Regions from separate parts of the Homo sapiens genome. Here region 1 is linked to region 2. Evidence: read pairs that join two places in POLR2A ChIA-PET (ENCODE). Cell type or tissue: endothelial cell of umbilical vein. All regions are shown on one strand. Each heading gives the region's core, and the rest is flanking DNA. Links, peaks and the distances in the headings are about the cores only. Region 1 overlaps LOC124902150 (a long non-coding RNA gene). Region 2 has its middle 11 kb from the start of OR2S2.

Evidence for each region. Peaks named below come from ENCODE experiments on the same cell type or tissue, not always from the same donor. Only the 100,000 strongest peaks of a DNase experiment are listed, where the experiment ranks them.
Region 1: POLR2A ChIA-PET joins it to region 2 with 14 read pairs; 2 of 35 experiments call an interaction of 5 or more read pairs at or near these places.

What each region holds. Positions count from the first base shown.
Region 1 is chr9:36,275,453-36,278,377 of GRCh38, reverse strand. The region is part of intron 2 of LOC124902150 (a long non-coding RNA gene); the gene reads right to left. It also overlaps a transcript of GNE not described here. Among named protein-coding and RNA genes, the nearest start is that of GNE, 18 kb to the right of the region's middle. In endothelial cell of umbilical vein, for the core only: no CTCF peak of the experiment used is centred there; a DNase peak (open chromatin) is centred at 1,337; H3K4me3 peaks cover 483 bases.
Region 2 is chr9:35,967,372-35,970,296 of GRCh38, reverse strand. No RefSeq gene overlaps it. Among named protein-coding and RNA genes, the nearest start is that of OR2S2, 11 kb to the right of the region's middle. In endothelial cell of umbilical vein, for the core only: no CTCF peak of the experiment used is centred there; no DNase peak of the experiment used is centred there; H3K27me3 peaks cover 140 bases.

The DNA of each region.
Region 1 (2,925 bases), core at 115-2,614, 310 kb before region 2:
CTTTATCTGCCTGAAAAAAGAAGGTCCTGCCCTGGCACACTTAGAAGTGTTCTCTCCTGCCTCTCTATAAAGACGGAGGAAGCGGAGAAGACAACTTTTTTTTTTTTTTTTAACAGAGTTTTTAGTTAAGAGAGAAAAAAGAGCAGACTGGATGTGAGGAAACAGATGGGAAGAAAGAGCAAAGAGCAGAGATTTAACAAAAAATGTTGTTGAGGGTTATGTATACCTTTAACATATTTGAAAAATATAAGGGCCAGGAGTGGTGGCTCATGCCTGTAATCCCAGCACTCTGGGAGGCCAAGGCGGGTGGATCACCTGAGGTCAACAGTTCAAGACCAGCCTGGCCAACATGGCAAAACCCTGTCTCTACTAAAAAATACAAAAACTAGCTGGGCGTGGTGGCACACACCTGTAATCCCAGCTACTCGGGAGGCTGAGGCTGGAGAATTGCTTGAACCCTGGAGGCAAAGGTTGTAGTGAGCTGAGATTGTGCCACTGCACTCCAGCCTGGGCGACAAGAGCAAGACACTGTCTCAAGAAGAAAAAAAAATAAAGAAAAATATAAGAAAAAAATGAGTTATTTTAGCATGGTGGCTCACACCTGTATTCCCAGCACTTTGGGAGGCCGAGGTGATAGGATTGCTTGAACCCAGGAGTTCGAGATGGGCCTGAGCAACATAGTGAGACCCAGTCTCTTTCAAATAAAATAAAATAGACTTCAGACCATGGTTGACTTCAAAATCTATAAACATACAATGGTTAACTAAGAATTTCTGTGCCTGTGGGGGATACCTTTTAGTATAGTTTCTCTTGAGTGGAATGTGAAGTTGTGTGGTAGATAAGGCTAGGCTGTTCCAGTGGTCAAATGAGCATTTACCAGTGAAATGGAGAGTTGTTTGATAAGTAGATCATTGGTCAGTATCCCTTGCTACCAATCTGGCTGTGAGAGTCCCTAAGCACCAAAAGCAAGACACGAGCAAGACTCCATCTCAAAAAAAAAAAAAAAAAAAAAAAAAAAAAAAAGAAAAGAATAGAAAAAAAAAGTTTAGAATTAGAATTACGTATGTGTGAAAACAATGTGAAAAAAGACTTTTGTAGATTTTTGAACTACAAAAAAGACTTTTGTAGATTTTAAGAAACTCAGAAGAAAACTTTTTCTAGTGGAAAGTAAAATTATTGGATGGAATGGGAAATCCAAAACAGGGAAGTAACACTCAGACGCTGACTGACCACCTACTTTCGAGCTACTGTCCAGGAATATGAGAAGAATTCAGAGCCACATTTTTTTTCTTCCTTTTCAGAGAGGTGGGGCTTACGATTTAGTCTGGAATTCAGATGCCTATTGGTGACTGCTCCGTGGCAGCTAAACCAAGAAAACAGCTGCTCTGCTCATTATTTCAAACCACACTAGGGTACAGAGCTCGTGCTTCGGGATGGAAACCTATGGTTATCTGCAGAGGGAGTCATGCTTTCAAGGACCTCATGTAAGTAATTCGGAATTCAATAGAGCTTTATTATTGAAATTGCAATCAGAAAAAAAGGGGGGAAAAAGGAAAATTACAAAGAGGAAGAGGAAAGCTTTGGTTTTAAATCTATCAAATCCATCATTTTTAAAGACTTTTTTACTGCTAACTCAGTTTAGTCATTCTGTGGCTGCTACTTGCTTCTCAGTTACTGTGCCAAAATTCAGGGTCTTTCTGCATCTCCAAACTGAAAGTTGAAATTGAACTCTTTTCTCCAGATTCCTGGCACTTTCATCAGATAAAGTGGGGTTCCTTTTACTTTTTGAGATCTCTGTTTCATAAATACAGTTTATTTCCAAAACATGCAAAGTTTAACTATTTTGTTTCCTTCCCTTTTGAAACATGGCATGTAGAGCTGCCTGATTTGTACTTCTTTTCCCTCAGTTATTTAACTATTGACTGATCACATGATTGGGGTGGGTGCATTTACTCCAAGTTAATTAGTATCTAAGTCAAATAAAAAGGAAATTATCATGTTTATCAATATATAAATGCGACATATAGTGTGCTATACTATAGTGTAGTTTATTAAACCTAATTTTTCATTGAGGCATATGGAAATCCAAATGTTTTAGGAAATCATCATCACAGTTCAATTAGGTGATTAAAATATATATTCAATTTAAAGATCATCTATAGTTAAGGAATGGCTTATACAAACGTGTGTGTGTGTGTGTGTTTAAAGACAGGATCTTGCTCTGTCACCCAGGCTGGATTGTAGTGGCATAATCATAGCTCACTGCAGCTTTCAACTCCTGGGCTCAAGGGATCCTCCTGCCTCAGCCTCCCAAGTAGTCAGGACTACAGACACAGACTACCATACCCGGCAAACTTTTAAATTTTTTGTAGAGACAAGGTCTTGCTGCGCTGCCCAGGCTGATCTCGAACTCCTGGGCTCAAGTGATGTTCCTGGCTTGGCCTTTCAAAGTGCTGAGATTACAGGCGTTGAGCCCCTGTACCTGGCCTTATAAAAACTTTTCAATCAGATGATATTATTCCTGCAATTATTGCCAACACAGTTTACTCCTAGCTGTATCACCAATGCATACTTTCTATCTGCCTTCTTCAATGAGAATTTATTATTTTTATTTTTTATTAGCACACTTAAATTGAAATTCAAGGTCAGACTTTCTGAGCTTCTAGCTGGAACTTGTAAGTTTTTTTCCTCGTGTCATCAATAAAATCTGCTTAGAAATGGTTGTTTCTAGTTATGAAAGTAATAGTTGTTCTACTCATCTCTCCATCCATTTTTTTTGTATAACTGACTTTAAAAATATGGCCTGAAATAATCATTTCATTCATTTGCCTAATGTTTGGTGGTTTCTATGGCCACACAAGCTCTGAAATACTCTATATGGCCTTTAAGTTATCTTCCAAGTTACTCTGCCACTTAATAATTCAA
Region 2 (2,925 bases), core at 243-2,742:
CAAAAAAACAAAGTTGGAGATATCATACTATGTGACCTCCTACTGCAGCTATTGTAGCCAAAATAGCATGGCACTGGCATAAAAAGAAATATATAGAACAATGAAACTGGCTGGGTGGGGTGGCTCACGCCTATAATCCCAGCACTTTGGGAGGCCGAGGTGGGAGGATCACCTGAGGTCAGGAGTTTGAGACCGGACTGGCCAATATGATAAAAACCTGTCTCTACTAAAAATACAATAATTAGCCAGGTATGGTGGTGGGTGCCTGTAATCCCAGCTTCTCAGGAGGCTAAGGTAGGAGAATCGCTTCAATCCAGGAGGCGGAGGTTGCAGTGAGCCGAGATCGCTCCATTGCACTCCCGGCTGGGTGACACAGTGAGACTCCATCTCATTAAAAAAAAAAGGGGGGGGGGCCAGGTGCGGTGGCTCACGCCTGTAATCCCAGCACCTTGGGAGGCCAAGGTGGGTGGATCACAAGGTCAAGAGATGGAGACCATCCTGGCCAACATGGTGAAACCCCATCTCTACTAAAAATACAAAAATTAGCTGAGCGTGGTGGTACATGCCTGTAGTCACAGCTACTTGGGAGGCTAAGGCAGGAGAATTGCTTGAATCTGGGAGGCGCAGGTTGCAGTGAGTCGAGATTGCACCACTGCACTCCAGCCTGGTGACAGAGCAAGATTCTGTCTAAAAAAAAAAACAAACAAAAAAAAACACAATGAAACAGAATACAGAACTCAGAAATAAATTCACATATTTACAGCCAACTGATTTTTGACAGAGGTGCCAGAAACATTCATTGGGGAAAGGACGGTCTCTTCAAAAAATGATGTTGGTAAAACTGGATACCTATATGCAGAATAATGAAACTAAGATACCCATCTCTTACCGTATACAAAAATAAACTAAAGATGAATTAAAGACCCAAAGCTATAAAACTACTAGAAAAAAACATAGGAAAAACACTTTTGGACACTGGTCTGGGCAAAGATTTTTATGAAGAATGCAGAGGCAACAAAACCAAATGCACAGGCAACAAAACCAAAAATAAACAAAGAGGATTATATCAAACTAAAAATCTTCTGCACAGCAAAGGAACTGATCAACACAGTGAAGAGACAATCTGCAGAATGGGAGAAAATATTTATCTGAGAAGGGATTAATATCCAGAATATACAAATAACTCAGTGGCCAAAACCAACAACAACAAAAATACAGTTGGCCCTTGAACAGCGGTTTGAACTGTACAGGTTCACCTATACATAATCTTTCTTCTACCTCTGCCACCTCTGAGACAGCAAGACCAACCCTCCCTTCTCTACTTCCCCCTCCGCCTACTCAACATGAAGACAATAAGGATGAAAACCTTTATGATGATCCACTTCTACTTAATGAATAACAAATATATTTTCTCTTCCTTATGATTCTCTTAATAGCATTTTCTTTTTCTAACTTAATTTATTGTAAGAATAAAGTATATAATACATATAACATACAAAATAAGTGTTAACTGAATGCTTATGACATTGGTAAAGCTTCCAGTCAAGAGTAGGCGATTAAGTTTTTGAGGAGTCAAAAGTTGTATATGGATTTTCAATTGTGCTGGGGGTTGAAGTCACTAACCCTCACACTGTTCAAAGGTCAACTATAATATGATTTAAAAATTGGCAAATGTTCTGAATAGACATTTCTCAAAAGAAGACATGCAAATGACCAATGGGTATATGAAAAATGCTCAATATCAGTAATCATCAGGGAAATGCAAATCAAAATTGCAGTGAGACATCATCTCACCCCAGTTAAAATGACTATTATCAAAAGAGAAAAATAACAAATGTTAGCAAGGATGCAGAAAAAAAGAGAATGCACACATTGTTGTTGAGAATATAAATTACTATAGCTATTATGGAAAAGAGTATGAAGGTTCCTGAAAAAACTAAAAAGTCTTACCACGTGATTCAGCAATCCCACTACTGGGTATATATCCAAAGGAAAGGAAATCAGCATGTTGAGGAGCTATCTGCACGCCCGTGTTTATTGCAGCACTATTGACAATAGCAAAGATATGGAGTCAACCTAAGTGTCCATCAAGAGATGAATGAACGAAAAAAATGTGGTTTTTATACAAAATAGAATACTATTTGGCCATAAAAAAGAATAAAACCTGTTATTTGCAGCAACGTGGATGAGCCTGGAGGACATGTTAAGTGAAATAAGCCAGGCACAGAAAGATGGATACCACATGTTTTCACTAATATGTGGAAGTGAAGTAAGTTGATCTCATAGAAGTAGAAAATAGAGTGGTGATAACTAGAGGCTGGGAAGTGGGGGTGGTGGAGGAGGGAGAATTTGACTAATGCATGCAAAATTATAGCTAGAGAGAAGGAATAAGTTCTAGTGTTCTTTAGCCCTGTAAGGTAACTGTAGTTAATAATAATTTATGCTATATTTTCAAATAACCAAAAGAGGGTATTTTGAATGTTTCCAACACAAAGAAATGCTAAATGTTCAAGGTGATGGATATGCTAAAAAAAAAAAAACCTTGGTTTTATCATTGTACATTGTATACAGATATTGAAATGTCACCTTGTACCCCAGGTAACAAATAAAAATTAACTCACAATGGATCGCAGATTTAAATTTAAAGGGTAAAACTATAACTCTTCTAGCAAAAAATATAGGAGAGAAACCTTGAAACATACAGCATAGTGGAGAGTTCTTAGGCATAACAACAAAAAGCAAAATTCATGAAAAAAAGATAAATTTGGATGTCACCAAAACAACTTTCAAAATCTGACAGTATAAAACAACAATAACAATAATTCAATTAGAAAATGGGCAAAATACATGAAGAGACATCTTGTCCAAACAGGATATACAGTGGCAAATAGCAATGAAAAGATGTTCAACATCACTAACTTTTAT